Linked DNA regions of Homo sapiens: region 2 is linked to region 1. The links are chromatin loops, found by intact Hi-C in ENCODE. Cell type or tissue: IMR-90. All regions are shown on one strand. Links, peaks and the distances in the headings refer to the core of each region. The heading gives the core; the rest is flanking DNA. Region 1 overlaps JARID2 (jumonji and AT-rich interaction domain containing 2). Region 2 holds the start of LOC101928354 (a long non-coding RNA gene).

What was found. Hi-C counts contacts between places; a loop is a spot of excess contacts. Peaks named below come from ENCODE experiments on the same cell type or tissue, not always from the same donor. Only the 100,000 strongest peaks of a DNase experiment are listed, where the experiment ranks them.
Region 2: a loop joins it to region 1, with 6 times the contacts of the local background. A loop is called at or near these places in 2 of 110 quality-filtered maps.

What each region holds. Positions count from the first base shown.
Region 1 is chr6:15,484,753-15,501,184 of GRCh38, reverse strand. JARID2 (jumonji and AT-rich interaction domain containing 2) reads right to left here. Exons shown (of 18, transcript NM_004973.4): 6 at 13,643-13,878; 7 at 4,015-5,053; 8 at 1-278. Among named protein-coding and RNA genes, the nearest start is that of DTNBP1-AS1, 53 kb to the left of the region's middle. RefSeq lists an enhancer at 8,994-9,495. In IMR-90, for the core only: a CTCF peak has its summit at 9,614 (motif pointing right); a DNase peak (open chromatin) is centred at 9,614; H3K27ac peaks cover 177 bases.
Region 2 is chr6:14,704,022-14,720,453 of GRCh38, reverse strand. LOC101928354 (a long non-coding RNA gene) reads left to right here and starts at 2,965. Exons shown (of 4, transcript XR_241980.4): 1 at 2,965-3,010. RefSeq lists enhancers at 2,819-2,878, 13,357-14,556. In IMR-90, for the core only: a CTCF peak has its summit at 9,198 (motif pointing right); DNase peaks (open chromatin) are centred at 7,303 and 9,203; H3K27ac peaks cover 1,658 bases.

The DNA.
Region 1 (16,432 bases), core at 7,613-11,612:
TGTGTGGCCTTCCAGCGGCCCCTTGCGCTTCTCCAGGATCTCCTTCTCCATCAGCACCTCCTTCTCCAGCCGCCGGTGCTCCTCTGGGGACAGGGAGTCGTAGGAGAGTAGGTACTGGCAGTAGGCCTCCTGCAGCTTGGCCAGCCGGTCCTGGGCAGTTCTGGGGATGCGCAGCATGTCTGCTAGTTTGTTCCATTTTTTGAGGTCAGTCACTTGCTGCATGCCGCCCATCTCATTAATCAGCCGGAAAAAGCAGGCCAGGTCGAGCTCACAGCCCCCTGGGACAGCGAAGGGGAAAAAAACGGGACAGTTAGTGAAAGAGACACGAACAAGATGTTCCTCATTCAACCTGTACTTCTTGAACTCCTACTATGAGCCAGGACTCTGACAGGCTCTGGGGTGAGAGTGGTGAACAGCAGACTCCCGGTCCACAGAGAGAAGGGCGTTACAAAATGATGGGTCATGACCACTTGCTACGAAGAGCAGGTGGAACGAGGGACTACCATTTTAGGTGGGGAGCGTCTGAGGAGGCAGCATTTAAGCTGGGGCTTGGCTGGAAAAGGATGCGAGCTGGCCAGACAGACATACAGGGAGGAACATCCCAGTGTACCATGTACTGGTACATGTGTTGTCACATGGAGGCGGGTGTCATGAGAAGACTAGCTCCCTGGTGAGGAGTGGGTAGGGGTCCTGGCTGCACCCACGGCCCAGCGTCACCTAGAATAGCTTTGACACATGCTTGTTACCAACTCCCAATTCCCCTTCTATAATTCCCAATGCCCACCCACTCACTCACTCAACTTCACCCATCCACCCACTCACTCACACAAAGGAAGTCTATTTTCCATCCTGCTGGATTTCCAGAGCAAAGAGCAACACCTGCGTGAGGACACAGGGCAGCACATCTATGCCTCGTCCCTCGCCCATCCAGACAGCGGGCTGCTTCTCAGTGCATAAGCTGGTGCTCAGTGCCCCTCCTGATCAGGCCACAGAGCAGCGCAAATGCACATCAAACCTGGGCAGGTTTTAACGCGCGCCCAGTGGCTTTTCTAGATGGGAATGGAGAAAGCAACCTCCCTCGGGCCAAATAAAGGAAGGGGGGTAGGGGAGATTTTCCAAAATAACCATCAACAAAATACTAAACAAAGTACAAATTAACAACGTTTTAAATCTTTAGAGTGTGGGGATATATTGTTTTTAAGTAATAAAAGGTAAAGTGTGCACGGATCCAGTCCAGGCAGGGTCGCTGCACATACCAAGCATGACAGGACCCACTAGGTGAAGCGTCTGAACCACCTCGGCAGACACAGCACACACAGAGAGCGAGTTCCCAGCACACCAGCAAGACCAGGGATGGGGACACAGCAGCCTGAATTCCACTCACACTAAATGGCAGGACAGTGGACTGATGTGGTTGTGGAGAACAGGGGAGTTGGGGTAACATCCATGAGGGAACTGTCCCCAGCCTCGACAGGAGGGACCTAAGAACTGAGACTCCACAACAAACTCCAGGTCTCACAGACTCCCAGAGTCACAGGTGGGACTCACGGTGGCTCTGGCTGACAATCGGGAGTTCTTCCTCCGAGGGCAGGTGGGTACTGTCTCAACTTACAGAGGTAGGCACCAAAACGAGTCCCCCAACCAAAACAAGTCCTCCACCGTCCGAGTGACTCAGAACACAGGTCACAGAAGGGAGGAAATCCACACTTTCATATTTCACTCTAAGTAGATTATAACGCAAGAGCACCTGAAAATCACACAGCGCTTGCAAGAATTCTTCATGGAATCCTCATCCGCTGCGATCACTCCCACTCAGGGCCTTGAGGCTGCTACGTGGCCGAGCCCCTTCCCCACCCAACTCCCGCCAGCGGCACGGCGGCTCCCTGGGACCTGCGGTGGAAGTGAACCTACACAGAGGCAGAAGGCACATCTGCTGGGGTGGATTTTAGGCTATTACTTCAAAGTTATTAAGTTTCTACCACTGTCAGATGGCTGAGCTCAGACCCCAGCCCTGAGGCCTTGCTGGGTCACAGACAGGTCAGTACCCCTGGGACAGAATGTCAGACGCCTTAGACTTCTGGGTGACGGCAACAAGCATAAGCACACCACAGGGAGGCACAGTATGGCTTTTGTCCCAGGGTAAGGGAGTCGAGGGTAAAGAAAAACCTACTCTAAACAAAAGGCGCTGTCACTACGATGTCAAGTGTGCTCTCGAGGCTCCATCATCCACCTAGCAGAGGAGGGAAACTTGGAATGTTTCCCTCCTGTCTGCAGGTCTCCAAAGGCAGGAGGACTTGGTGCGGTTCCATCACTGACTCAGTCATCCTGTGTCCCAAGTAGTCATGGGGCGTGGTCAGCGGGCGTGGGTGCACGCGTGTGCAGAGCCTGCTCCCTGCACTGCTTCCTATCACGTGCTATTCCCAACAGCAGAGCACAAACCAAGAACTCTTGCAAGTTAAGGTGACTGTCACTCAGGCATCAGTCCTGGCAGGCACCTGCTGAGGGGAACCACGAAACCTCCATCCTGCCTGGAAGCCTATCTTGCTGCCAAATCCCTGACACTTAAATGATGGCTACACGTCTCCATGCCTTTGAAAATTGAGGATCTCCAAAATGGAGGTGTGGCCTGTTTCCTCCCATGGGTCTAGACTGATGGGGTTGCAACCTTACCTGGATGCACCTCACTCCACAGAATCCACTTAGCCTTAACAAGGCAAGTTCATCCTCACCCTGTGTCCCCAGTGGCAGGACTGAAGAGAGGATGACAGGGAAGGAGGGCTACAGGGGAACCCAAGAGGAGGATCTGCCTGCAACCCACCCTGAGGAGCAAGGGTCTGCATGACAGCCCAGATATGCATTCACTAAGGATCCACTGTGACAAGTTTCCAACAGCCCCAGCCAGAGCTCAGAAAAAAGGTCTCAGAAAAAACCTGGTCTCAGAAAAAAGGTCAACAGATCCCTTGACCTGTGGCCTTGACAAAATCGCCAGAGAAACTGAAGCTCAGAGGAAGAAGAGACAAGGCTGAGCAGGATAAAAAATGGCCTACAGGACCCTAGAGGGCTATGGGCTGCATGGTGATCCCTCCAAATTCATATGTTGAAGCCCTGACCTCCAGTACCTCAGGACATGAATGAATTTGGAGACAGGGTCTTCAAAAGGGTAATTATGTTAGAAAGAGGTCAGTAGGATGGGCCCTAATCCAATGTCCTTCTAAGGAGAGGAGATGAAGACACAGACACACATAGAGGTAGGACCCTGTGAGGACACAGGGAGAAAACAGCCATGCACAAGCCAAGGAGGGAGGTCTTGTTGGTTTCGGGAGAAACCAACCCTGCTGGCCCCTAGACCTTGGGCTTCCAGCCTCTATAATCCAGTGTGGAATCCAGAGGGGCAGCGCTCCCCACTGGCCCCCCGGCCCCTGCTTTAACTCCAGCAGTTGTGGGTAGGAGGTGACAGCCCAGGGGAAGCAAGGGGCCCAGACCCAGAGTGGGGGCTCACCCCAGATCCAAGCTCAATACTTTTTTTTTTTTTTTGAGACGGAATCTCACTCTGTCACCCAGGCTGGAGTGCAGTGGTGTGATCTCGGCTCACTGCAAGCTCCGCCTCCTGGGTTCACGCCATTCTCCTGCCTCAGCCTCTCCAAGTAGCTGGGACTACAGGCCCCCGCCACCACGCCCGGCTAATTTTTTTGTATTTTTAGTAGAGACGGGGTTTCACCGTGATCTCGATCTCCTGACCTCATGATCTGCCCGCCTCAGCCTCCCAAAGTGCTGGGATTACAAGCGTGAGCCACCGCGCCCGGCAGCTCAATACCATTCTTATCCTGCCACCAACGCCCAGGACCTGGGAAGAAGGGCTGCAGGGGGAATGAGCTGAGAAGCCCACTACTCCCGAGACAGGGAAGCGGAACTGGAGCTTTCGCAAGGGAAGAGAACGTGAAGACTGTGAGGGAACTGCAGGGATCTGGGGGCAGGAGGGCAGGCACCACCCCCTGACCCCCCGCCCAGACCTACCTATGAGCGGGAGCTCGTCCATGGTGATGCCCTGAGATTTGAGGTGCTTCTTGATGCAGGCCAGCCGCTGCACGTTGGGGCCCCAGCGCCGGCCCAGCTTGTGGATGTGCTGAATCTGCGTGACAAACCGCATCTCATCGTTGAGCTTGCACTCGGGCCGCCAGTCCGGAGGGGGGATCACCCTGCACATCCCGAACTTCTCCACCTGAGCGCGGACCGACTCGATGTAGATGAGCGGATCGTGGAACTCCTTGGCGGAGGGCCTGAGGACGGGGATCTCGTCCATGGCCGCCCACCCGGCCTTGCCGCCGCCCTTCTCGGCCTTGCCCGAGTCCTGCGGCTTGTGCACGGACTCCGGTTGCGAGGTAGAACGATTTTCACAGGAGGCGCTGTCCGCCTTGCCATGTGCTTGTCTGCCTGGCGTGCTCTTCCCGGCCGTGGCCCGCTTCGGCCGATTCCTCTCCAGACTGCGCTCCGGCACTTCCTTCTTCACGTGTCCGTTCAGCAGACCTCTCTCGGCCGGGGCCTTCTTGCCAGGGCCTTCGGCGGGGCCAGCCGCCCCTTTCATCTTCTTGGGGGGCGACTGCGGCTTCTCCGCCTGGTGTGCCTCTTCCAGTCTCCTCTTGGAGTTCCGCAGCCCCTCCCGCAGCTGCAGGCCCTCCCGCAGCTGCCGCCCCCCCACCTCCTTAGTGCATGACTTTGGGTTCAACCTGCCACTGACCTTGAGGCCATTGACGGCGGGCCCAGTGGACTTGGACGCCCCCCCGAGGGATAGCACCTGTTTGCGGGTTTTTGCATTGCTACTTTCAGTTTTCCCTGAGATTGTGTGGTTGACAGCGGAACTGGGCTTGTGGTGATTGGGTTTGGTGTCCTTGACCAGTTCTCTCTTGGCTTTGGTGTATGTGACAGCCCCCTTCGTCACCGTGGCAGTGTACTTCACAGTTTTGGATGGTGAAGGTCTGACCTCGCGCATCTTTTTGGCACTGGTTACACCTGCACCCAGAGATGACATTCGAGTGACTCCGTTTACCTTAGAAACCTGTGGAGCAGCAGAAGCAGAGGTGGAAAAAAACGCAGAATTAGTACCTGCCACTAAAATGACCGGCCCACCCGTGAGAAAGGACCCTGGATGCTGGGGATGAACAGAGCCAGCAGCCTGTAGTGTGATAAGAAGAGATGTGGAAATACCAGCAAAGAGAAGCAAAATACACATCCAAGAATTAAGCAGCGATGTCCACTTTCAGAATCCACTATATACCTATCCTTCGTCACAGAAGTATGCAAACTGCCCCAGGCGCTTCCTAGCGGGGTTTCCTGGGTGCATTTTCACGTTCCCATTGCTCTTCCAGGAAATTTGGTGTTTCACAATGAAGACCTCCCCACGTGCCATGCAATCACCTGTCCTGAGCTTCTCAGAGTTGATGACAGCAAGATCCTGCTTCCTTGGGGGAAGTGGAGACAGACACACACACATATCCCTGTTCCAAGAAAAGTCATGTCTGCTATTTCTGTGCTCCACATAGCAGCATGACCTGCCCACAGGATTTAGAAATCTATGGCTAAAAAAAGAAGGAAAACAAAAATACTATGGAAGCAAAAGAACAGCAGTGCTCATGTGGTTTGGCTCCGGGTGGCAGGCCAGGCCCAGAGGTGTGGCTGCAAACTGTCAGCAGCTGCTGTCTGCTTTCCTTGTGGAGACGAGCCCTGGACAGGGCCAGGCTGGATGGAAGAGGGATGCCCCGACCTCACTGTTGAAGCAACACATGCCAACCCTCGTCTGCACACGCGCTTCCTATATTTTCCCACCGTTTACAAACTGTCCCATGTATCTTCCACCCTGGACAAACTTTCCCATCAGGTTCTATGGGACCTGGGCAAACAGAGACAGTCTTACAGCTTGGACGCCGTGGTAATCTTGGGACACACAAACGTCAGCGAAAATGGGGAGCGACAATGGCAGACACTAGAAATGCACAAGCTTCAAACAAGAATAATGAAGGGACCCCAATGGGCTGCTGCCAGACATGCTGGTTTCGAGAAGATGTCTTCTCTGCGTCACAATGTGGCCACTGCCCCATCACTTAACACCTTGGGCATTACTTTTCGTCTATGATATGAGGTTAAAGTCAGGGACTTCAGGGTTTTATAACCACCACCATCTCCAAAGGAAGAAGCCTAAAAATCACAAAATTACTGAGAAACACAGAATACTAGCCCCCTCTTCTCCCCAACAGCCCGAGAGGAAGGTGCCAGGGTCGGGGGAGCCTGCACTTCCTGGTCAGGAGAGCTGGCCACATGCAGTGATGGCCCAGAGGGTACTGAAACACCAGTGCCACCACAAGGCTGTGCAGGCTGCTGTCACATGGGGACGAAGGTCCCCAGATGGCGGGTAATGAGTCTTAGTGACCTTTGTACTAAACCTAGGCCTGGCCCAGGACCCCCCTTAAGTGGGGGTGGGGCATGGAATGAAACTTCCCAAAGGCGCCTGTAATCCCAGCACTTTGGGAGGCCGAGGCGGGTGGATCACAAGGTCAGGAGATTGACACCATACTGGCTAACACGGTGAAACCCCGTCTCTACTAAAAATACAAAAAATTAGCTGGGTGTGGCGGTGTGCGCCTGTAGTCCCAGCTACTTGGGAGGCTGAGGCAGAAGAACGGCGTGAACCCAGGAGGTGGAGTTTGCAGTGAACCGAGATCATGCCACTGCACTCCAGCCTGGGCGAGACTCTTGTCTCAAAAAAAAAAAAAAAAAAAAGACTTGCCAAAAACATCCAAACCAGTGGCTCTCAGCATCCCCTAGAGGGCTGATGTAAACACATCACTGGGCCCTACCGGCAGAGTGTCCAAGTCAGAGGGTCTGGGATGGGACTGAGAATGTGCATTTCTAACCAAGTCCCAGGTGATGCTGTGTGCTGACCTGGGGACCGCGCTTGGAACCACTGAATGAAGTATCAGTGAAGTTTATAAAAATCAAAAAGGAAAGAAGCCACTGAGACCTGTATTTCTCTATATGCCACCAATTAAGTGCAGTCCAATCAAAGCCACAAATTCTTGGTAGGACATCATCTCTTAGGAGCCAGGCCCATGGAGGCCTCATTCCTAGAGCCAGATCTCAGGCCCCATGAAGAGGCAGAAGCGAAGACCCAGGAATCACACTCTGGCTCTTAAACCATGAGTCACCCATAAAAAAAGTGGGACTGACAGACGGTCTGGAATAAATAATGCGAAACCCTTTTGGAGAGGAAAAAAAGCACCTGGCAATGATAAATTTAAAACAGATTTATAAAACCAGGGGTAAGGACAAACAGAAATATTCCGTGGTAAGTACTGTTAATCTGCAAGAGGAGGTATAGTGAGGAATGCAAATCTCTTAGTTTTAATTGTTCTTTCAAATGCTTCCACTAAAACCAAAACAAGACAAAACATTTAGAAAAACAAAAGCAAACAGTAAACTCCAGCTGGGGCTGATCTTTATTTCCAGCAACAAAGGCTGGTGGGGCTGGGTGGGGGTGGGGGAATGGGCCTCAGGGAATCCAGGACCTTGGGGAAGGGCTCTATCTCAGGTTCAGACAGCAAAAGACAACACCTCTACAGTTGGCTCAATCTCCTTTTAACCTGTAGGGGTGCAATCTGTTTCAGCCCTACTCCCAGCACAAGAGTCTCCTTAAGGAGACGGACACAGTGCGGCTTCGTATATCGCTAATCAAAATGGCAAACTCCAGATGGTGCCGGACATAACCCAACTCCTGTGAGGTTCAGGCATCAGCCACCACTACTTGCTGAGGTTTAGTTCAGTGTTTTCCAAACCTGGCACCCCTAAAACCCTTAGGGGAGCTTCAAAATAATGTAAATCCCTTCCCTCTAGATTCTGTGCTAATTGGTGAGGATCAAGAAAGGGAATCAGTGTTTAAAAGCCTCAGATGTCTCAGTGTTCCCACAAATCCGTGGACCCTACCCTTCCCTAACACCGCTGTCCAAATACCAGAGTGCTATGTCTCTCATATTCTATCTCAAATAAGAGTGTAAGGCCTTTGGTTCCATCCATTCTGGCTTCTCGGGGGCACCTGAGTTCATGGCTAGCAATGCTACAGGGAAGTAAATTTTCAACACAGCTGAATTCTATATATCACTATCTTCAATGGCAAAAGGAACACCTTGTTTACATCTTTCTGAAAACCTAAATACTGAATTATTGGCAAGGTATACATTCAAATAACTTGCTTTATGAGAGAAATGAGTTGCAATATTTTCCTTCTTATTATAGGAGTTATCTTCAACAGTATCCACCCAGATATCACACACGCATGCCCATATAACAAGCTCAAAGACTAGATGGATCTCACCCACAACACAGACCAGCGAAGTTCAAACAATTACGAAGACTGAAAAAGGCAAGTGTCACTGGCCATCTTCCTCCTCGAAACCCAGAGGGTCCGTGTTCTATGCCCACCACGAGAGGCCACAGGGGAGCTGAAAAGCTAACATAGGAAGCCCCTTAAGCTGCTCCATGTGTCCTAAAAGGGAGAAATAAAACAGAACCAACAACCCAGCCAGCACCACCATTGTGGGGAAACCTGGGACCCACCAATCTAACAAAAGGACACCCCTTTTCCTGGCCTGGACTTGTCTATAAGGAGCCAACACTTAATCAGTACAAAAGGAAACAGAAGAATGGAGGAAGGCATTGTCTTACCTTGTTACCGAAGGTCTCCCTCAACCCACCTCTGTATCAATTAAAACCACACAGCCCCAGTTATGCAGCCAGTGCACTACAAGGAAGGCCACCGCTGCACGTCCTGAGGGATTCCACAGAAGAGCACACACAGGAAGTCATCTGAACTCACTGAAGAATTAGCGCCGACGTGGGCTACAGCAGGACCCTCCATTGAATGACAATACATTTCAGCTGAGCAGCTTTATACATAAGTGCTTGAAGTTACTCCTTCTCTCAGCTCTGTTGTGGATTTCTGGCTTCTCAGCCCATTGCCCCCAGCCCCCAACCCAGCTCTGCAGAAAGTGAGGTGTCTGCAGCGTGTGCTCCTTGGCCCACAGCCATCCGTCACCTGTATCTCAGGTGATCCCAGGCACACGGCCATGAGATATTAAAGCAATCCCTCCTAGTCATAAGAGAATGGTTTCAATTTAACAGGCAAGGTTGAGAGCATTTTCAAGTTACGTTCGGCCAGATGAGTACTGGCAACAATACCTCATTCTTCTTGCAGAAGGGATATAAGGTGAGAGATATGAAAGTCCAGGACATCAAACGTTCCTACCTGACTTTGTTCTTAATAACAGAAATTCCATCTTAAAAACTGTACCCAATCCACACTCTGTGTGCTTGCTTTAAGAATATAAAATCTCTCCCCTCCATCCTTATGGGTTTTTCTCCACCCCACCACCGACACACACAATATTTAAATCAACTCAGTATGATGACAGATGAAAAGGAGAAACATGCACTTCCAAGGCAGAGCAGAAGATGAGAAATGACTCTGATGTTTTTGGTTAACTAAGCAAAAATGTTTTAGTCGTTCAAGATTATGACGCTGTCCTCAGTTCAACCTCAGATTCACTGGCAAGTTCTTCTTCTCCACGAGAGGGAGCCGTTGAGCCGAGGCCTCTGCCAGCCTTTCAAAACAGAACCAGAGGCCCAGAGAGAGAAACAGTTGGTGGCTGGGGGTAGTCCATTTGCACTTTAAAACTTGAATCAAAAACAAAGAGCCTAAACAGAAGCGAAATGCACTGGACAGACAGTGAGTTATGGAAGGGGAGGAGCAGCCTGCTCAAACACTGACCGCAGCAGCAGATGGGCAGGAGCCTCCTAGCCAAGGCCAAGGCCAAGGCAAATGTGCTCTAAAAGAGATGCCTGGGTTCCACTGGGCAATCTAGATGTACCTATAACCTCTCCTCCCACTGAAGGCAATGTAACTGAGTCACAAATACCCCACCACCAGCAAGTGCAATTCAAATGACAAAATAATGTCATGAGAAGAAAACCTTTAACTTTTTTAAAAACTAATATGATTTTCTATGTTTCCTTCTCAATAGCCGTATTTTCCAGAACTTTAAAAGAATATTCTCAATTCCTTGGCCCTCTCTGAATCTTACTAGGGCAGGATTTTTCTGCAAGGCTTGTACATTTTCATATGAAAACCTCTTCAGTGACAGTAGCCTATAGCTCAATGGAAGGTCCTGCAAAACCAGTGGGATTAGCCAGTTGATCATTTTCTTCTCACACTCAGCCTCAGCGTAAGAAATGAGAATCACATGTGGCCACATCTGGTTCAATATCCTGGCTTACAAACCACACAAATTTCTACACAAGTACAAAACCTGCTCATGACTCTCTTGGAAAACTAATACTTCAAAACCCTTGCTAGAAATAAAGCTCGTCTGTTGGACTATCCTAAACTTGTTACTTTCTGTCACTGCATGTAAGCAGAAGTACTACTGCAGGAAAGCAACAGAAAAACACCATTTGCTCCTTGGTGAGACCCTTACCATACAACCAAATTATTACCCAGGGGCACTCCCAGCCCCATGACAATGCAATGTTATACAGGCATGTGCATTCCATGACAAAGACAGCTCATTTGGTATAATCGAGAGTAAACGGCCGGGGCCAGAGCCCTCTCACCAAGAAAAAGGCTTAGGTGAAGTACGCACTGGTGTGTTCTAACTCTCGGGTTCTAGGGACTCCATAAATCGCACACACTATCAAATGGCATTGCCCAGTTCGCACGAGGGGAAGTGGTTTTAGACTTGGAAGACAGGTGCATGCACCCACACAGTTCATTATAGCAAGCAGAGCAAAGGCACTTCTCGGCAGCACCCCCTAAAAATTACATTCCTCCACATTTCAATACAGTCACATTTATGCTTTTAAGCTGAACAATAACAAAAAAAAATCCACATATCATATTTGAAATGAAAGATCAGAGTATCCTCTGGGCCCATATCTTTCATGCAGTTGAAAAGATGAAAGGTCACAGTCTAATCACTTGTATCAAGCAGTCACAAGGGAATCTACAATTTGCTTTTACTGACCTTATTTTCAGAGTACTTAACTAATAGGATCTGAGGGTTTGAAAATTTTCCTTTTATTTCTCACAATGTCCCTGGTATAAGGAGTTGGCCAGACTGGCTCCAAAGGAATAATAGGGCCCAGGAAGGTTAAATATCACATCTCAAGTCTCATTGAAGGTCAGAGTCAGAGCCAAATTAGAATCTGGAGCCATGGGTCAACCCATCTGGGCTGGTTAGACTGGAACAGGGAAGGAGGAGGAGAGGGAAGAGGGAGAAAGTGGGGAAAGGGTGACAGGAGAGGATCCCCGTCAACACCTGCAGGATGCCCTGCATGAGCACATGGCGCTCCCTGCAAGGACTCTACCCTGAGCCCCGGAAGCAGCTGAAACTCCTGCACTAACTCAGAGGACAGAGGCCGGCTGTGTGAGGGGCACCCCAGGACCTCTTTCCTGCACCTAAGATCCTGCACAGGGAACAGGTCACACGAACACGCCATGGAGCATGGGGGCAGGCAGGGCCATCCCAGGCTAAGGCAGTACTTTCTGTTCCTCCTCAGCTCTTTCCTCTGTCCAACTGTACTAATTCCTCTCATCCCCTTACAAATGAAAACCTTGAACTGAATGAAGGCCAAGTGCTGAGAGTGAGCTCTGACCAGCTGAGATGACAGGCGTATCCCACGCATCCCTATTCGTGACCGTGCAAGAGGATGTGCGCACCCGTGTCTGTCCGTGCATGAGAACATGAACAGTCACATGTACATGACTCAGGTCCTCTGCCACCCTTCATTCCTGCCTCGCCATCCCAAGGATGGGTTCTCAGGGCAGAAAGGCAAGATCTGGAAGCTCACCTGGATATGGCCTCCAGTTCTGATGTGGCCCATGAGAATTTTACCACAAGTAAACTAAAAAAACTCAAAAAAGCATAGTGGGATGAATAGAAGATAAACAAAAACAACTTAACCCTACTCTAGGATTCTGGGAAAGGAGACAGGATGCAGTCACATGGTGTAATCACTGTCTTTCTGTCTTTCTCCCTGGGTTGCTTCTAATTCTGTTCTCTTTCATGAGCAAAAACCTTACACATTGGAGAGTTCTGTACAATTCTCCATCAGACCAACAGCATTGGGAACAGCGGGGGAGTGAAGAATCACAGACCCAGGACCAAAGCTCGGTGCCTCCCTGGGCTTTGTGCCTCCAGTGCTGACAATCCGGGGCCCAATGGTTAAGAGACGCCAGGTGAGCACATGGTGTGGCCCAATTCCACACCGTGGCTGTTGTCTCTGGGAAAACTGAGGTCTGTTTTGGCCAACAGTGGCCAGTGTTTAATATGTGCTAGGTGTGTGTGGACTGTGGAAATGTAAATGTGGTGATTCTTGCCATGCCCACCCCCCCAACTGCATACTATTTGCTAGGTAAAGGTTCACATGTGCATGCATACATACCTGTCTGCCTATGTGTGACTATAGTCACATGTTCACGTTCAGAGAGAAATATCCACAACGTCACCAAGAATGAGAAAGGCCACCTCTACCGCAAGACGAAATCGAGTATTTTCACACCACAATAACCATGTAAGTCACTCTGCAACACTGCCAGCCAGGAAATCTCTTCCGTCCCCTCTACAACTTCCTCTGAAGCTACCTTTAAGGATCATAGCCTCCAGTCTCTTCTAGGGAAGATTTTAACCCTCTATTTTTAACTCTGTGAGGAAAGCTCATCAATGATCCCATGACTTAGCGGATGTTAAAATGGAGGGGGGAACAGGAGCACGAGGCATCAGTGAAATGCCACCTGTCCGGGGACAAGCCCTCAGCTGTGTGCCTGCAGGAACCTGCCCTTATCCCCACTACTCATCCCTAGGGTTGTGAGAAATCAATGTCCAGGAATGGGAACATCTGGACAGCAATAATGGCCAAGCCCTGAGGGATTCTTCAAAACTGCCTCACCAGAACCGGCATTATCTGTGGCCCTGTTGGGGGATAGCGGGTGGGGGGACAGCGCAGGACAGGCAGGGGCAGGAGGTGGTCAGGGTGGCAGCCACCTACACTCTGTGGATGCTACAGCCTGGGACTCAAATGCCTTCAGTGGAAGAGGTGCCACCCAGCCACACCCAGTTCCACAGACTGCTCGGCAGTGCACACAGCATGCACATATTCTGCTTCAAAGGCCAGGTGGTGAAATGTTAACTTGTCACATCAAAAAGAACAGAAAAGTAGACCAGGATCATCCATTAACAGAACTATCCCATTTGCAGGTGTGTTTCAAAACCTACCCTGAGAAAAACATGTTCCCTGCCACTCTACCGCTCATCTGGAGCCCAGGGTGGGTGGGTGGGAGAAGGCTTAAGTAAAAAAGTGAGTTCACTTTCTTGGTGAATGCAGTGGCACCCAGGGATGAATGCAAATCCAACTGATGGATCTTCGCAGGACAAAAGGTGCAGGCGCCTGCAGCTCATGCAAAGGTGCGCTCTGTCTGTCCCTGTCTTGCTTCTGGGCATCACCTCCTGCTTCTTGAGCCCTCTGAAGATGAATTTTTAGCTTGGTGAAGTGAAGTGGGAAACTGGGGTCTGGCACACATGTAGGCACCCCTGCTGGACTTTACCTGTTTCCGTAAGTCCTGAGCCGACCGATGCAGAGGGGGGTGGTGATGGGTGGCAGCAAGCCCCTTGGCCGAGGAACCCGTGGAGGGGGCCGCTGCGGGGTGGTTAGCTGAAGCCTGCTCCCGGCGGCTGTCAGCCCGGTGATCGCTGTGCTTCTCCTTTGCGGGAGTGGCCTCTTTGCTTTTGTGTTTTTGAACAGGTTCCTTCTCCCGTGTTGACCTGCTGGAACCATTGAAAACTAGAAAGGAAGGAGAAAACAAGAATGAAATCACTACCTTGACCACTACCACGCAAACTACTGATATGGTTTGGCTCTGTGTCCCCACCCAAATCTCATGTCCAACTGTAATCCCCATGTGTTAGCGAGGGAACTGGTGGGAGGTGACTGGATCATGGAGGCAGTTTCCCCTATGCTGTTCTCGTGATAACAAGTGCGTTCTCATGAGATCTGATGGTTTAAAAGTGTTTCCCACCTCACGCTCTACCTTTCCTGCTGCCATATAAGAAGTGCTTTGCTTCCCCTTCGACTTCCACAATGATTGTAAGTTTCCTGAGGCCTCCCCAGCCATGCGGACCTGTGAGTCCACTTAACCTCTTTTCTTTATAAATTACCCAGTCTCAGGTAGTATCTTTATAGCAGTGTGAGAATGGACTAATACACCTCTACTCCCTGAAGTCAGAAAGAATCAACCATCAAATGTCAGAGCGAGACTCTGTCTCAAAAAAAAAAAAAAAAAAGTCTATTCTCAGATTTAAAAGAGATGCATTTTGAGGCCAGAGAGCTACTGACATGCATGAGTTCGGGGCGCAGCTGCTTTATCTGACCTATCAGTGACAACAGAGATGAAGAAAGGGATGATGGAACTTTGAGCCAGACCCATTTTCTGTTCCTAAATTCAAAAACAGCAATAGCTAATAGCTAGTATTTCTTAAGTGCTTCCTATAAGCCAGGGGAACTATGCTAAAGTCCTGAAGTACATTGAGCCTCTGAATCCTCAGAACAACCCTACTGGACAGGACACTTACAGATGGAGGGGGTACGTGCCTGGCACAGGCCATGCCACCTATCCCTGGCACATGAAGTCAGCCTGCCTCCCAAGCCCACCCCATCCACCCCAAACCCCAGGTGGCTACAAGTGAGAATTTCCAGTGAGCATGGTGCTTCCTACCCATGAGGCAGAGACTTCAAAAGAGAACAGGGATGCTTGGGGTTTCTACAGAAAACCAGAAACACCAACGTTATGGGTTTATCCTTCTGCTTTACAGTCCCTCCCCATGGAATAAACGAGACTTTCACATCCATTTCTCTGGAACCCACAGGCCTTGTCTCCCCACAAACAGTCCAAACAGGGCCTGTTTCTTCAGGGAAGGAGGAAGCACACCCTGTTCCTGGGTTGCCTTTAGGCAGATCAGCAAGGGGAAGCTATAGTGATCTTTTAGCCATCATCCTGCCAGAGGGAGTTTTCAAAAGGTTACTGTGTCCACTCATGCATCTGGCACTTGAGCAGCTCCAGGCCATCCCCACCCCAACCAGGACTGGCAGAACTTCAGGTAGAATTCCCTCACCCCCACAGCAGCAGATGAAAGTGAAAATTATTCCTCCTTTGAGTTGTAAATCTCTTCCTATTGGCTTGCAGAAGGGGAAATCAAATCTTTCCTCCTCTAAACATCTTACCTGTCTGTCCTTTCTGAAAACTCCCTTTTCCCCAACATTCAATCTCACATGGAATTTTAAGAGTCCTTTAAATTATATTAATGTCTTATAAATTGCAAATACTGTCCTCTTTTGCCGTTTACTTTTTCATTTGCTGTGGTGCCAAATCTGCTAACAAATTTCTTTGTTTCTTGCTTTCGTGCTTAACCTACCCTTCCGTATATCTTCTCCCAGTTTTATGAAAGTATAACAATTAAAATGGTACGTTTACAGTATGACATGTTTTAATACATGTATAAAGTGATTAATCAAGCTAATTACCACACCCAATCCCCTTATATACTTTTGTGCTAAGAATATGTAAGATAAGCAACTTGAGTATACACTACATTATTAGTGACTAGTCACAAGGCTGTCCAGTAGATCTCCAGATTTTCTCTCTCCCTTCAAACCAACTTTGCATGCACCCTTTCATCAACATTTCTCCATTCCACCACCCATGCTTTCAAACGGTAAAATAATCTTCTAAGTTTCCTTCTAATTGTTTTCTAATTAAACTGCTTGGATTTAATTCTTTAGTCCAATTGTCATGGTATAAGATGGAGATCTCCATTATCCCCATCTGGATTATCGGTTGTGAGCCTTTATCTCAAAGTTCCTTCCAACACCAGTGATTAATAGATTTTAAAATACTGAAGGAAAGACCAGGCCACGTCAAAATATGGGATACAATCCGACGTTGCACAAGATTCTACTGGATACTCTCAGTTAACACAGAAAATGGAGAGTTTCAAATGGCTGGCATTTATTCTAAGTAACTACCCATTGTCAGAAACCATCAATCATGCCCAAGCTGGCAGTATCTGTGCTAGCTTTCAAGACAAATTAAAAGCAACATCCGTAAGAAGTCATACTTCAATGTGATTAAAAATCAAGCCAAGGGAACATGAATCTAGGCAATTCTTGACTGTTCACCAATTTTCTAAAGCAGTGAACACAGCTTATTAAAACATAGGAAGTAGTTGCTTTTTTTTTAATCTCCAATACTCCTCCAAACTTCTCTGTGCTTTTTCCTGCCATTAAGACATGTCTCATGGTGAGGCCTGCTACAAAGAAGCACCAGTTCTATAATTACTTC
Region 2 (16,432 bases), core at 6,969-10,968, 780 kb after region 1:
GTGCCTATGTACCTTTGATCAATTCATATTTCCAATTTGGGGACATGCTTTTTCTAAAGACAAGTGTCTTTCACTTAGAGGAACTTAGCTGATGGATGACTTGTACAGATCCAATTAGTCTTGTTTCAGATTATAGGCATTCAGAAAGAGGTATCTTTTAATGGTTTTTTGGGACCGTGGGAATTTTGTTACAATATCTGTCACATCTTCCAGTAAAAAAGTGATAGCAATTTTTTTCTCTTTGGAGGTCTTTTTAAAATGCCTTCTTTCCTCATTGCTACAGATATGTTCTTGCATAAATCTTTGAAGCAAGCCAATGTCTTCTAGAATCTCATTAAATTTCATGACTTTCCATTCCTTGTGTTGAAAATATATTCCATTTTTTACATAACATTTTAAACATTATCCCTTAAAAAGGTAAAGGATGTTCATAGGGAATCAGAAAGTTTGTAAAACACAAATAATAAAAATTAAAATAATCCATAATGATAAAATTGTCACGTTTTATCCTGTTTATTTTGCTTAGAGAGTGATAGAGCCTTTGTTGGGTGATCATACACTTGTTATTGTTACTGAAGAGTGTGGGGTTCTGGTAAGCATGTTCTGAGAAAGAGAGAGATATTTTGTTTTTCTCTAAAGTGCTTGGATCTTCTATGAGTTGATTTACACTAGCATTTATCATTTTTGTCACTTGTCAGACATCAACAATTCAAGTGGTTGGCATTCAAAGTTGTGTCTAAGAAAGCAGTGTTCAACCATTGTGTTCCACTCTGGGTATGAAAAGGAATTTGCTAGCTAATAACAGAGTATCACAGTTTTGAATAATTTACTTTGTTGATAAATTACAATATATTTTAGAGTGTGCTTCCATAACAATGCTGTTTTTAGATTCTTGCATTCTGATCTGCTTTCTTGAGTGGGAGAGGAAGGAAGGGGCGGGTATACACTTGGCCCACGCGTATGCCCATGGGGCCATATTATTTGTGACTATCATGTAGGCTGTTTGCTGGGTCAGCGGAGAGACAGTGGTCGGCTCTGGGAGGTCACGCCTCCACTACTTGGCCTTCCTTCGGAGGCTCTTACTGGTTTCCACTGGAGAATAAGCTGTGGAAGCACTCTAGTTAATGGTAAGTAGAGAAGGAAGATGGCTGTGGAATGCAGAATATAGGAGTTTGTGTACTCTAATCCCACTGTAATAAACTGTGTTTCTGAAGTTGAGACTCAATTGAGATTACGATTATGCATGTAAATAGTGCATGAAATAACCAACATGACTATATTTAGATATTGGTTATGAATCGAGTCAGACATTTTCAGCAGGAGAAGAGAGCAAGACCTCCTGCAGAGAAAATCTCTGAATGCTGCTGTCCTTTAAACACACGTAGCCTTTCTGACAGGAGGCAAAGTGCCAGCCTCATTGCTTTGGTTTCAGCCACACTGAGCAGAAAGGGTCAGTCTGACTGCTTGCTGAGATTTTTCTCTTCTTTGCTCCATAGTTTCATTGATTTATTTTCTCTCCATCTGTGTTATATATATATATCATTTTTAAATTTTTTGTTTGAGACAGTCTTGTTCTGTCGCCCAGGCTGGAGTACAGTGGCATGATCTTGGCTCACTGCAGCCTCTGCCTCCTGGTTCAAGTGATTCTCGTGTCTCAGCTTCCTGAGTAGCTGGGACTACAGGCGCACACCACCATGCCTCACTAATTTTTGTATTTTTAGTAGAGACAGGGTTTCACCATGTTGGCCAGGTTGGTCTCAAACTCCTGGCGTGAAGTGATCTGCATGCCTGGACCTCTCAAAGTGCTGGGATTACAGGCGTGAGCCACTATGCCCAGCCCTGCTGAGTTTTAGAGCTACAGCTCCTCTGTAGTTGTTTTTTTTTTTTTTTTTTTTTGAGACAGTCTCACTTTGTCACTCAGGCTGGAGTGCATTGGCGCGATCTCGGCTCACTGCAAGCTCCGCCTCCTGGGTTCACGCCATTCTCCTGCCTTGGCCTCCCAAGTAGCTGGGACTACAGGCGCCCACCACCATGCCCAGCTAATTTTTTGTATTTTTAGTAGAGACAGGTTTTCACTGTGTTAGCCAGGATGGTCTCGATTTCCTGACCTCGTGATCTGCCCAGCTCGGCCTCCCAAAGTGCTGGGATTACAGGCGTGAGCCACTGCGCCCAGCCTGTAGTTGTTTTTTGTGGGGAATAGAACAAAATGGAACTAGAAAACTTGAGGCCTTTCAATCACAACCATGCTACATTTTATCTGAACACAGGAGAACCTGATAGTTCCCCCCAGCTCTCTACCTCATTGCTGCAAAGGTGGGATGGCTGCCCAGGGGTGTAGGAGCAGGAATCACAGCTTTAAAAAATATTTTATATTGATACACACTAATTGTACATGTTGATGAAGTACATTTGATATTTGATAGTTGCACACAATGTGTAATGATCAAATCAAGGTAATTGGGATATTCCTCACCTCAAACATTGATCATGTTTTTGTGTTGGGAACATTGCAAATCTTCTAGCTATTTTGCAATATACACTCAATTATTTACTACAGTCACCCTACTGTGCCATCAAACACTAGAACTTATTCCTTCTATCTACCTGTATGTTTGTACTCATTAATCAGTCTCTCTTCATCCCCACTCCCCACTACCCTTTCCAGCCTCTGGTAACCACCCTTCTACTCTCTACCGCCATTAGATCAACTGACAGCTTTTGTTTTTACTGCAAGGTCTTGTTCCACCTTCTTCCCACGGGTCCAGGCAGTTGTTCTTCTAGTCTACACTGTCTCTTGTAGCTTGTTTGTCATCTGGAGGGAATAGGTTGGAAATCTTGTATTTGGGTATCTATTCTCATACAGGGAGGAAATACAGGCAATTAGGTTAAAGTCATAGGCACCATGTAGAGGGCTGGGCTGGAAGGAAGTCAAGCTCTAAGTGTTGACTGTGTGGGAGGAGCTGTGAACATGAGGATGTGAACCTGAGTAAGACGGATCTCTACCCAAAGGGTAAGGAGTTTGGGGGACATGGTGAGTCCTGTGAAATAGGCCAGCAGAGTTTGCACAGAGTAGGGGCCCGGAGCCCACTGCTTGAGGTTGTGAGGGGCAGAGAAGGTCTCTAGACCAGAGACAATGGGGGTGCACTGCATGCATGCACAGGGAGGTAAGGTTGCACAGAACCCCGAGTCTGCAGCTCAGTAACTAAGGCCTCGTACGAAAACGGTGGCTTCATTCATTCCAAATCCCCTTGTGTGGTCTCTTCCTTGCCGTGACTGCCACTTGCTGTTGCTGCCTTGCCTGTTTCTTGTTCCCAACCTCATGACTTTTGCTTCCTTGTGCTTTCTAGGCCTTATGGCTTCTGCTCTCTGTCTCTTCTTTTGAAGTCCTTCTGCCTACTTGCTGCTGTCCTGGCTGCTTCAGCTGCTGCAGACTGTGACAGGCTCTCCCACAATCCAGCTTCTGAGAGAGGATCTGATTGGACTTGAATGGTTGCTGCACAGTTTAGAGTTTCCCTCCGAGGCAGAGTTTTCTTGTCCCGACTTGTCAGAGGCCACTGGCCCGCTCTTGGTTGATTCAGTTGCTGTACCTCAACATTGGATGAGTTGAGGGAGGCAAGACCCCTGTTAGCCGATGGTGACCTTTGAATAGGGAATTGCCTGCGGCGAGCCCTTTCCTCAGAGAAAGGCTGTGGGCCGTGGTCAAGGAGAGACGTTGGTCTGTGCTGCACAGGTGTGCCTACAAGTCTGAGCTGAACTGCTCCGCTCTATAAAGGGAAGAAGATTCAACTTTCTGGGGAAGTCCTGCAGAGGCAAAGAGGCTGGGTGCAGGGTTGGAGAAGGCAGGCAAAGAGACAGCCTCCTGATCATGGATAACTGGGAGGGCTTGGGGAATGTGCATTGTGGATTTTATTCCTTTCCTTCTTGCCTGCCTTTCTTTTTTTTCTTTCTTCTTTTCTTTCTTTTTCTTTCTTCTTTTCTTTCTTTTCTTTTTTTTTTTTTTTTTTTTTGAGATGGAGTCTCAGTCTGTCATCTAGGCTGGAGTTCAGTGGTATGATCACAGCTCACTGCAGCCTCAAACTCCCAAACTCAAGCAATCTTCCTGCCTCAACCTCCTGGGTAGCTGGGACTACAGATGAGCACCACCATGCTCACTAATTTTTAATTATTTTTTAGGACCTGATCTCACTATGTTGCCCAGACAGGCCTCAAACTCCTGGGCTCAAGTGATCCTCCCACCTCAGCTGAGACTACAGGCATGAGCCATGGTGCCCAGCCCATAGATTCTTGATTTCTGCATGATGTCAGTCTTTCCTCTTGTTCCCTTCTCTGTAGCACTTGTTAGTTATTTTGTGACAGTGACGTTGAATACAGTAGGGAGCCAATAGGACACAGCCCAGAAGCAGTATGTGAAGGTGTGGAATCCAGAAGCAGAGGGCATCAGGGGAGGGTAAGGCCCTTCAGTTGGCTGAAATTACAAGAAAGAATTTGGACGTTCAGAGGCCTAGAATTGGGTGTTTGTGTCAAGATCACCCACGTGTCCAACAGACAGGGAGATCCTGTTTACCTATAGGGGTCATAGACAACACAGTGTCCAGGTGTAGAGCAGGGTCAGACACACATGTGGATGAAATGAGAACTCGGGAGACCGGAGTGGAGGAGAGTAAGCTCGTGCCACCACAGTGGACAGTCAGGCAGAGCCCGAGGGCTCCAGAGCTGCTGAAGTGTGGAGTTGGGGACTTTCGTATAGGGATGGCTTTGCCAGTGGGTGCAAGGCATCCCTTAGGGACACTGCTATGAAAGGGAAAAGAGAAGCAGGAATGATGGAGAGAGAACCAGGCACCCAATTTTGACACACCCCAGTTCTCCCTAATGGAGCTGGCTGGAAGGTGTGACAAAATGCCTAAGAAATGCTCTCCAAACCCACTCTCCTGCCTTTCTCTCTTTTCCAGATCAGTGTCTCCACTTCCCTGTTCCCTTGGGCCCTCTGTGAAAGGTAGACTGATCCTCGGTGAAGGCTTTGTTAAACCCAGCCTCAATGCATGCCCTGAAAATGAATGAACGAACACTAAGGAAGGAGGCTGCAGAGGGGATTTTTCGAGACTGCATCAGTGTTGGTCACCTGCCTCCTTTTGGCTATAATAGGAGTCATGCAGCTTAAAAACCCTGACTGCTGATTTGAAAATTTACCTCATGCAGTGATTGATAATAGAAGCTTTCAGAAATGAATAAAAAAAGAGGGGGAGGGGATGGCAAGTGAGTGCTGGGGAAACATATGTGGATAAATGTTCAGATGTTGCAAACGAGGATGATTAAAACTTGAACCATTCATCTTCACCCAGTGGTGTTCGGATGTCCAAATTTGCCATGTCTGTGTTATAGGTAGGGAAACAGAGGCACAGGGAAGGGAAAGAGGCTGGCAAGCTCTCAAGTTCATCTTGGTATCATTTTTTAGGAGGGGTACAATGACCAGGTCACCTCTGGTGGCTTATTTTGAACCAACCATTTGCAGAAAAGTGAAGCCCGATCCTTCTCATGCGTTGTCTTCTACAATTGCAGTAGCCATCTGACAGATAATAGAATAATAGGAAGATGTTGCCTTGGACAATGGGCCAGCCAAAGAGCTGAATGAGAGACACTAAAATAAATAAATAAATATTCTAAAAAAGGCATTTTGACAGAAAAATTCTCCAAAGAGGGGAGGCATTCTCTTGTCTTTTCCTATCCACCTTTGCAGCAGGGTATCTTTTCCCCCTCACTTGGAGTCTTTCATCAGCTTTGGGCCCTTTCCTAGCTCCTCTGCTCTTTTAGAGACTTTTTTTTCAGGGGCCATGTAGTGGTTTAGATTTTAATGGAAGTATGTTAGGTGGGGCCTGGCTTCCATTATGCTGAGCTCAGGCCTAGTGATGTGATCTGTCCTCTTCACTGTTGTCAGGGAAGAAAAGAAGGAAGGGAGGAAGAAAAGGAAGAGAGGAAGGAAGGAAGGAAGGAGGGGAGGAAGGAAGGAAGGAAGGAAAGAAGGAAGGAAGGGAGGGAGGAAGGGAGGGAGTTAAATTAAGTTTAGCCCTAAAGCTATCTCCCTACATATTTTAAGTTCAGCCTAAAGGTTTCTCTGTACACAGTAAATGGTCACCCACCTGGACATGTAAACAGACTGTAATCTATTATTGTGCCAATCACCAAATTTTGGCCAATCACAGGGGGCCAACTGTTCAAGCCCTGTTCAAGTAAGGCAAACACCAGATTGTGACCAATCCAGCTGTTTCTGTACCTCACTTCTGTTTCCTGTCCATCACTCTCCTTTTACTGTCCATGAGTCTTCCACCATGTGGCTATGCTGGAGCCCCTCTCAACCTATTCTGGTTCAAGGGCTGCCTGATCCACGAATCATTATTTGCTCAATTAAACTCGGTTAAATTTTATTTGTCTAAGGTGTATCTTTTAACAGAGGGAGAGAAGAAGGAACTTATAGCAACTATCACGATGACAGTCGTATCATGCGTTCTTAGAAAAACAACCCTGAGGGTCGGCAATGGCTTTAGTATACTGAAGGGAATTTATAGTCGAAAACAATTAGTTTTAAAATGCAGCTGCACAGTCAAAACACTTGAAGAACTTAAAAACAATACTGGTGCCTGAGCCGCATTCCCAGAGAGCCTGGGGTGGAGACTGGACATCAGCACTTTTAAAGTCTCCCCTGGAGGCTGCAAAGCGCAGCCAGGGTTGAGAATCACTGTTCTAGATGGATCCCTCCTCGCATCCAGGAACAGCTGTTTGGAATAGAATCTTTGGATGGTGGAGTTTTTCACATGGTGAAAGGGTTGGGAACTTGTGTGGGAGAAGGCTCTGGAAGCAGAAGAACAATGGGAAGAGCTTTGATATCATCCAAGGTGGTCGTGGAGAGACTTGGCTGAAAGGTCCTTCACACCAACCTGGGGATGGGGAGATTTGATTTCATACTCGGGGTTCAGGAAGCAGAGAATTTTCTGCTCTCTACAGTTGAGAGCAGCCTGGGAGGACATCCAGCCTCTTCTACTCCCCTGCTGTGTTTTCTAGGCTTTGTAATCTGCCGTTTGGTTTCCTGGAGTGACCTACCGCCTAGGAAGGGAGCGCCCTGGACAGGCAGCTGGTCTCAGTTCTCCGGCCAGGAATACAGGAGAACCTTACATAACCCTGCAATTGAGCTCTTGGAAAGGAATGGCTGCCTGATGCAAAAATGCTTAATGAGAGGTGAACAATTAATGGAGGATGGGGCTCTGTTCCCAGGCCAACTAGGAGTGAGTGGTGACGGGTGCACAGGGTCTCGGAGTCACCCTGGGGCTGTGCTCATTCCTGACTCATCAGCAGCTCACTCACGACAGGCACATGCTGATGTCTCCATAGTTTGTCCCCAGGCAAGCATTCTGTTTCTATCTTGGTCTTGCCCTGCACACTCAGTTTTGGTATTTTAAAGGATTTGCTAATAATGTTCCTTTAGAATCGTTTTGTGGATCTGTCTTTCCCTTCCTTCTTTCCTTTGTGAGGGTTGTCTGGCATCTTTTTTTTACTCCCTGGCTGGTTATTCACAAACCAGAGGAACAGTCCTCATGTACATCAAACTTACCTCTCAACTCTCCAGGTGCTAAACCTTCTCATGGAGAAGAACAAACTTGACTGCTAGCCCATTCTGCAGCAGAATTCTGAGAGCTAGGGCAGGCTCTGTTACAGGTCAGGAGAATTGGCCTGATTAGAAACCATTTGAGGTAGGGAATGGGGGCTCACACCTGAATCCCAGCACTTTGGGACACTGAGGCCAGGAGTTGGAGACCAGCCTGGTCAATACATGAGACCCTGTCTCTACAAAAAAAAAAAAAAAAAAAAAAAAAAAAAAAATTTTTAGTACTCCGAATAAATGTATCTGTAAAAGGAAAGCCACAGTAATTCAGAGTCATGGTTTATATACCTATTTCACATAAGATGCCACTGTATCTTCTCCTACAATTAATAAGTTGTCTTTTTAGTACAATTCAGGTCTCTTTGCTTTTGGGTCTTAGAAGCCTAATTTTCTAGGCTCTGGCTATCTTTGACTACTAATAATATCATAAAACTATGATAATGATAATAACTCTTATTTATAAGAGTTGATATCAGGCACTGGTGTAAGGGCTTTCCTTACGTTACTGAATCTAATCCGTACATAAGATCAGTGTAGTCAGCATGATTAGTATCATCTCTAGGTTACACATGAGGGAATCAGGGCTTAGAACATCTGAGAAAATCCAGTGACGATAGAGTTTGAATTCAAATTGACATCATTCTGATTCCAGAGCTGATTCTTAGCCATGTCATATTCTAAGTGACGTTGAGATGACACGCATGATCTCATTCAATCATGTGGCTTTAAAATCCATCTATATGATGGGTGAGCCTCAAATTTATATCTCTAACTTAAACCCTCCCCAGGCTTGGGGATGCAACTGCCTGCTGTCATTGTCAGTCCAATTTCTTTCTTTCTTTTTTTTGAGATGGAGTCCCACTCTGTCACCCAGGCTGGAGTGTAGTGGCACGATCTTGGCTCACTGCAACCTCTGCCTCCTGGGCTCAAGCAATTCTTCCACCTCAGCCTCCTGAGTAGCTGGGACTACAGGTGTCTGCCACACCCAGATAATTTTTGTATTTTTAATAGAGGTGGGGTTTCACCATGTTGGCCAGGCTGGACTCAAACTCCTGACTTCAGGTGACCCACCCGCCTCAGCCTCCCAAAGTGCTGGGATTACAGGCGCCCAGCCCCTCAGTTGAATTTCTAACAGGCACCTCACACCTAAGCTGACCTAACAAGCTTGTTCTTGCCCCCTTGCTCTCCCTGCTCCCTCAGTAAATTTGTCTCCATTCAGTTACTCAGGCCTCGATGAAGGAGTCACCCTTGACTCCTCTCTTTCACAGCTCACATGGACACCATCAGCAAATCCAGTGGGATGCCTGTATTCAGAATCCATCCACTCCTTCCCTCCTCCACTGTTGCTGCTCCTCTACTGTCTGTTTTCAACACAGATGTCAGAGTGAGTCAGCTTTTGTCACTTCCTTGCTCAAAATCTTATCTCATTCAGAGAGTTCCAGTTAGTAAGTTATCATCTTTCAGCTCCAAAGCCTTCCTTCAATACTTGATTCTATGCTGGGCCCCTGAACACTGCATTTCTCCTTTGTTGGGCTCCTTGTTGCACTCAGCCAGTAGGGGTTGCTAGAGAGGCTCCTACTCTTTCCCATGGGTATCCTGTCTGCCTGTGGCTCCTGTGTGCAGCACCCCAGTACTGCTGCTTCATCTTGGCAGCAGCAGTTTCTTCCTGTAGCAGCTGTTCAATCTACGTTGCAATTTTTCCTACACTCAAGAACCAGACTCATTGTGCCTTTTTAGGGCCACAGCACTGACTGCCATTGCCCCATCTTTGAGGTTTGGGTTCTAGCCCCATGGGACTGTTTTCTAAGCTTCTAAATTTTAATTATCCGACAGCCCCCTTTTTCTTCTGCCAGCCCCAGGGGTGGAGCTTCCTGAAGTTGTTATACGAAAGACACCTTAGAGTTGTCTTTTTACTCTTTCAGTTACCTGGTTAAGACTTTATTCCTAGAAAATTATTCTTTATATTAAATTAGCCGTGTTAAAATAACTGGTGTGGCTTCTGTCTCCTGGTTAGGCCCTGACTGATGTGCTGAGTTAAAGGTGAAGTCCTTAAAATGGTTTGCAAGGTTGCAAGCGATCTGGCTTCCGGCCACCTCTCCTGTCTTAGCTCCTTCCACTGTCACCGTCATTCCTCGCTCCTTTTGGCCCCTTGCTGTTCTGTAAACACACCAATCCCTCTCCTGCCTCACAGTCTTGGCCCTTTCTGATCCCTTTGCCTGAAAAACCCTGCCCTGCAATTCTACATGGCCTCTCTTTCCCCTGCTTGGGTCTTCCTGAGATGTTACCTCTTCAGTGAGACCTTCCCTGACCGCACCACATAATCCACATCCCCCACTCCCCCCACCCCTGCCTGGATGATTTCTGTCCTTCTTAATCTGCCTTGCTTTTTCCATAGCACCTATCACCATCTGATAGTCTGTTTATTCATACTTGATTATTTGTTAATTCCTGTGTCCCCCTAACTAGCAAATAAACACCCCAACAAGGCAGAACTTTTCCTACTTTAGTGATTGCTACATCCCAGACTTTATAACAGTGTCTGGCGCATATAAATGCTTGAAAAGTATTTGTTGAGTGAATAGTAAAATTGAAGTTCTGGACTGTCAGGATTAAGACTGTCCTAGGCCCGGTGCTAGAGGGAGAATCCTAAAGAGGACGCTGGCCTTAGAGGAAAATGGTAATCATGCTTCCCACACCACATGTCAGGGAGAGCAGATGGCAGTGTCAGCTCACAGTTCGCATGAGTTTGGGGTGTACTTTTGAAGACTGAGTAATGTCTTTTCTCTCCCTTCTCCAAATTGCTATTGTTAGACCTGAAAAAGCCTGTAATAAAATTTGGAAGCTACTGAGTTTATGACATCTCAACTTTACCCTCCATTTCCACCCCAAATGGCTTTTGAACTGACACTGAATTGCTGCCTTATTAAATACCATCCTGAGAACTTTACAGAACATTTTAAGTGATGCCGAGCTCCCATGAGCTTCAATCATAATGGAAGAGCCTGGGACCGTTGGTTGTCAGCTTTTTCTTGTCATCTACATGGGGACTGTCTGTGAGGGTGTGTCTGCTGGGTGAAGTGCCACACCTCGCTTCCGAGACGGGGCCTAGCTCGCTAATCCAAGAGGGCTAGCAACATTTGCAAACCAGGAAGAGGCAAGAGAGGACTTTCTTAACAGTAGCAGTTACTGGAGACCTAACTTCTGAGGGTTGCAGGTTGAATTGTCCCTAATTCCTGGGGATGACAGGTTCCACTCTGCCCTGCCAGATTATGGGGACGCTCCCTGAATTACAGTGGCAGCTGTTGGGTTCCACTGCTGCGACTCATCTCTTCAGTCTTGTTGGCCTTGGATCTCAGCCACCCGAGTTTCAGAAGGTGGTAAGCTGGCCAGTGTTCTTGGCCCCAGAACACGGTTGTGATTGGTGCCATGTTAAATGCGAGTAGCAATTATGGCTGCCGATTTGAAAGGAGGCTGAACACGCTGGCTTTCATCGGGTCACCTTTGCTTGGCCACATGAGACTTTCCACTTAGGAAAATGAGGGCTGAATTCTTGATCCAGACAGGCTCTTTCAAGGTGTTGCGTTTCTGCTCTCAGATAAGACAACCCTGTGAAGTTGGGTGCTTTCTGCACTGTCACTGAACTTGGTGCCCTGTGAAAGGAGATTCTCTCTCTTTTTTTTTTTTTGAGATGGAGTCTTGCTCTGTTGCCCAGGCTGGAGTGCAGTGACGCGATCTCGGCTCATGCAACCTCTGCCTCCCAGGTTCAAGTGATTCTCCTGCCTCAGCCTCCCGAGTAGCTGGGGCTACAGGCATGTGCCACCATGCCTGGCTAATTTTTTGTATTTTTAGTAGAGACAGGGTTTCACTATGTTGGCCAGGCTGGTCTCGAACTCCTGACCTCATGATCCGCCCGCCTCAGCCACGTAAAGTGCTGGGATTACAGGTGTGAGCCACCATGCCCGGCTGAAAGGAGATTCTTAAATACACAAAATCCTTCACTCCAAGGGTTTAGATTTTTTGCTCAGTTTTAGCTGCAGACTTTGCTCAGTTTAGAGCTACTAGGGCTTTAGTTTACTGTGCCATATTTGAAACTAAAAGTCTGAATTATGCTTTATTTTTTGCATGTGTTATAGATAGCACGTAATGAATAAGCACCCTCAGAATACCTAGCACCATGTTAGGGAAACACAACGCTGAGGCCTTGGTCGTTGTCCTCAGGAAACTCTCACTGTATTTACGGTCCAAAAGGAGGTCCAATAAAACAAGACTATATATAAGCATTAAAATATCTATAGAAAGTCAGAGGAGAAACAGGTAGTTGTGGATCTGTGTTTGTTGGAGAAGGCTTGATTGGAATGTGAGGTGGCCTTGAGGAAAGAGTGCAGATTTCGATTAATTGGGAGAAGGAGAAAGGCCGGTAAGGCCAGGGGGGCTTGAACAAGGTTTGGTGGCAAGAATCTGTGTAGTATCCATGGTGCTCTGCAAGTGGATGAGCCCTCTCCAAGGGAATCATTAGGAGGGAGATGAGCAGATGGGAAGGACAAAGCATTGGAGGACACCCAATTGGGTTGGGTAGACAGGATATGTGCATAGAAAGAGATGAGCCAGACTGTTGTTTGTGCAATTTAAAATATGAAGAGAAGAAAAGGGAAAAAAAAAAGATAAGGGATATTTGGCAATGTACCTTCAAAGCCAAATGAAGGTTGCCAATAAGAAGTGCTTCAGGACCTCAGCAGAGGAAGGAAACACCCAGGGCAGGATTTGTAGAGGATTGTTGAGGGGGAATAGGTCTTAAGACAAGGGAAAGGAAGGGGGAGAGGCAGGAGAAAGGGATGCATGCAGATAAAGGGGGCCTCAGAGCAAAGTTGACTCTAGAAGGGCTCTGGCTATTCGGTGAAGGAGGAGAAGGGTATTATTCAACCAGGAATGGGGCTGAAGACAAGGTGAGAAGGTCTTTAACTGTTGTTCTGGGGAAGGAGTCAGGGAGTGGATGAAGGACAAATACCAGGTTACTAAGTACCTGTCAGGGCCAAGCTGTATTTGGATGGCAGAAGCCACTGGTGGGCCAGGTCTAGGGGTCACAAGCCCTTCTCTAGGTGTGTTTGTAATTCAAGCAGCCAGGATTGGGTGTAGGTGGGGCTGGCTCAAAGAGGGCCTGGGAAGATGAAGTCTTGGTTGCTGATGAAGGCAGCATTTATACAGCTGAATACAAGGTCTGCCAGACTTCAGAGAGGATTCTTGGGAAATTGGAGGAGACCTGCTGTGTTAGGTGTGGAGGTGGAGCTGGTCTCATGCTGATGAAGTCCTGGGAAGACCTTGATTGGCCAACACAGAAATGAGCTGAGGAAAAGAAATAAGGGAAGTTGGAAGGAGAGTATTTGTGAAGAAAGCAGAATATTAAGTATTTTCTTTGATACTTCTTTATATACAGGAAGCTAGGTTGTCAGCAGTAGCAAGAATAACATGACAATGATGAGATAGCTAACTTAGAAGATCTTGGAACAAACCATTTTCCAAATACCTCTGGGTTTTCTTTGTTCTCTATCCAAACTCATTTTATTAAACACCCTTTGTTAATATTCTGATAGATTTTATAGAGGTCAAAAGAGCAGGGATTAGGCTTCGTTTGGAAACTCAGCTCCCTCATTTCCTAACTCATTAAATGAGTCCAAGTAGGAAACAAGTGCAGATATATTTGGAAGATATTAAAGAGACCTTGGGCAAATTACCTAATCTTTCACCCTTGGTTTTCTCATATGATGACAGTGCCTTTCTGATGGAGCCGTTATGAAGGTAAACATTAGGTTCCAACGCATGGGAACTACAGTTGTGTTAAAATGAGAATTTCCCAGGAGTTCGTGTGTTTCATTGTGAGGTGCTATTCAGCTCTGTCTATTTCCCTCACATCTGTCCTTTCTCTTTCTCATCCCCCACTCACTTAGTAAACATGTCTGCTTGGACCAATGATTGGGAGTATGGCGTGCTGAGCCCTGGTAACGGGAAGTAAGCCAGCATTTTCAACAAGTTGCTAATTATACCACTTTTAAACACAATAAGAGAAGAAGGAATGAACCCCATGAGCTGGGGCCACTTGGCAAGTCCCGATGGTCTTCTTAGGCCAGTCAGGATGTTTCTTAGACTCACATCAGCCTTGATGACGATCTCCTCCCACATCGACTGAGTCAGGGGTCGCTGTGTGCTGAGTAATGCAGTCCTTTGCTGGGCGGGAAGTGGGCAGCACTCTGAAGGGACATGAGAGTGGATGACGGTGAAGCTGTGGGAAACTGCGGGGGAGCTGCACACGCCTGATGCCTGTGTCAGAGCCACGCAGTCTCTGAGTCGTGTTCCCAAGCACAACTCACATCTGTGAAGTACATCAGGGAAAATTAAATAAGTCCAAGTAGGAAACAAGTTCAGATATATTTGGAAGATATTAAAAAAAGGAAAAAAAAAATCTCCAAAAGGCCTGATCTCACCTTTCACTTTTTATAGACAACATTTTCCTTCTCTGGTTACATCTTTTCTTGAGGTGTATTAGCAACACTTTGTTCATTTGACAGCCATGATATTTCTTCTTTAGTATTGTATGTAGGGTGAAGTTCAAGTTCCTAGTTGCTCGACAAGTTCCAGTTCCTTGGCATAGGGCATAGAGGTCTGGCCAGGACTTTGTTTTCTCTAATTCAATTTGTCTAAAACACAAGAAAAGACTTTGTGGGCTGAGGCCGAGAAGTCGTGCTTCATATTTGCTTGAATCTTTTGGCCTTACTTCACTGGCAGAGTCTGTGAAAGAACACAGGTTTACTTAAAAAATAATCTTAACTTAAGCCTTTCCATTGTGTGAATTTGACAAAGAAACTCGCCTTATCTGGGTTGTCCCCCATTTCTTTGCTTCTATGAGGAACCCTGGAGACTTCCTGACTTTAAAAAGCAACCAAAAATGAATGTTAAGTTTTGGCATGTAAAAGTTCTTTGGTATACATTTTGCCAGACACGGATGTTGCAAAACTGTTTACTGAGGTATAATTTTGGTGCTTCTATGTAGGAAGGGGAGGAAAAGGGTTATTTATTAAAAGTTCTATATAGGCATCTCTTGCTATTTGACCTCTTGCCATCCAAAGTCTTTCCCTCAGAACTCAGGAGGCAAGTGGATTCAGATAAACTCAGCACTTTCTGAAATTTCAATTTTTGTTTTCTGAAACTCAGGAGCCAAATAGATTTTTTCCTCTCCAAACCCATTACCCAAACACTCACCATCAGAACTTAGGAATCAACTAAGTTTGGATAACAAGACATACTTTTCCCTTCTTCCTGTTTATTAGAACCCACTCATTGCTTGTAGAATATTAGGAAAAGTACAGAAAAGAGTAAAGGTAACAAAAATGACTCATTGTCAGAGGTATAATTCCAAACACTAATTTTCTGGTAATGGTTTATGTCAGGGAGTGAGGAATATACTCCCTTTGTCTCTTCCACATCCTCTTCACCCTCCCCAACTCAGAAACATTCAGAATCCATGGAAATTTCAAAAAAGTAGTTGGTCAGTAGCCATGAATGTTGGTTGGGTTGCCTGTTTCTGTCTGGCCAGCATGTACTGTCTGCATTGAGGGCTTTGTGTTGCCAGCCTTCTGCACTTGAATTTGGATTCGGCCACCAAGCCTTCTCTTGGTGGCCAGCTTCCTGCAGGTCTTCCCAGGCACTGGGGGATAGTCTGCTAGCATGGTTTTTCAGGGTGACATTTGAAGCCACAGGATCTGTGAAAATGTTGTGATCGATCGTTGACAGTGTCTCATCTCCCTACTGATAGACAAGGATAAAAATGCCTGGTTGAAATACTGCTTGAAAATCTAAGCATAAGGAAGGTCAGAAATGAAAATGATGTAGAACTGATGGCACACGTTGACTTAAAAAAAAAAAACACGCATTTTCCTTCAAGTTCTCAAAAAATAAGCACCACTGCTATCTGGTGTCCGACTGAGTGTGGGAGGAAAACAAAGGCAGATGCAGTTGATTAAGTCCAAGGCTTCTTTATGCAACACTGCCATGGCCAGTTTCCCTACTGCACTTATTTTCTCTAAATAAGCTTCCTCAGTTTCTTCTTCACTGCTTCTTGGGGATGCAGCCACAAGGAAAGAGGCAGGGAATGGAGACTCCAGTCAAATGTGAGGTAATGTAGCTGGGGTGCAAAGGCAGCTCTCAATCCAATATGTCTGCCTGCTTCCTGCTTCTGACCACAAATGTTCATCCCGGCTATGATTCTCTCCAAAGCAGCTCTGTTTGCAAACATTTCTCTCATCTGGCATTTTGCAAATGGCATCAATTCTGACAGTTGCTTCGTTCCTGGCTAAGGCTCAGGTCATCATTTGGTATCTAGAAGGGAATTCGAAAACGTTGCCTCTTCAGAGCTGATGAACCTTCTGGGCAAGGAGGGCAGATAGCGCCCACATGTGAAGAAGAGGCAGCTCCCTCCAGTCAGATGTGGCTCTGCTCAAGGCCGAAAGAGGACTTGGCTTCAGATCCTACTTGTGCCCTTTTGCAGTTTATGGACTGCACAGTCATACAGGGCAGACCAGTTAGGGTAACTGAGCACTTGAAAGAAGACATTCTGGATGAAATTCTGGTGGTGCATAGACACCTATCTTGCATGGAGCTCTGAGCACCCTGCTGCACTCTCATGATTCCTCTGTACTCAGAGCAGAATGTTGGCATCATAGACAAGCAAACAGAAGCCCAACGAGAGAAATTACTTACCTGGAAGACCATGTACATCAGCGGCCCTGCCAA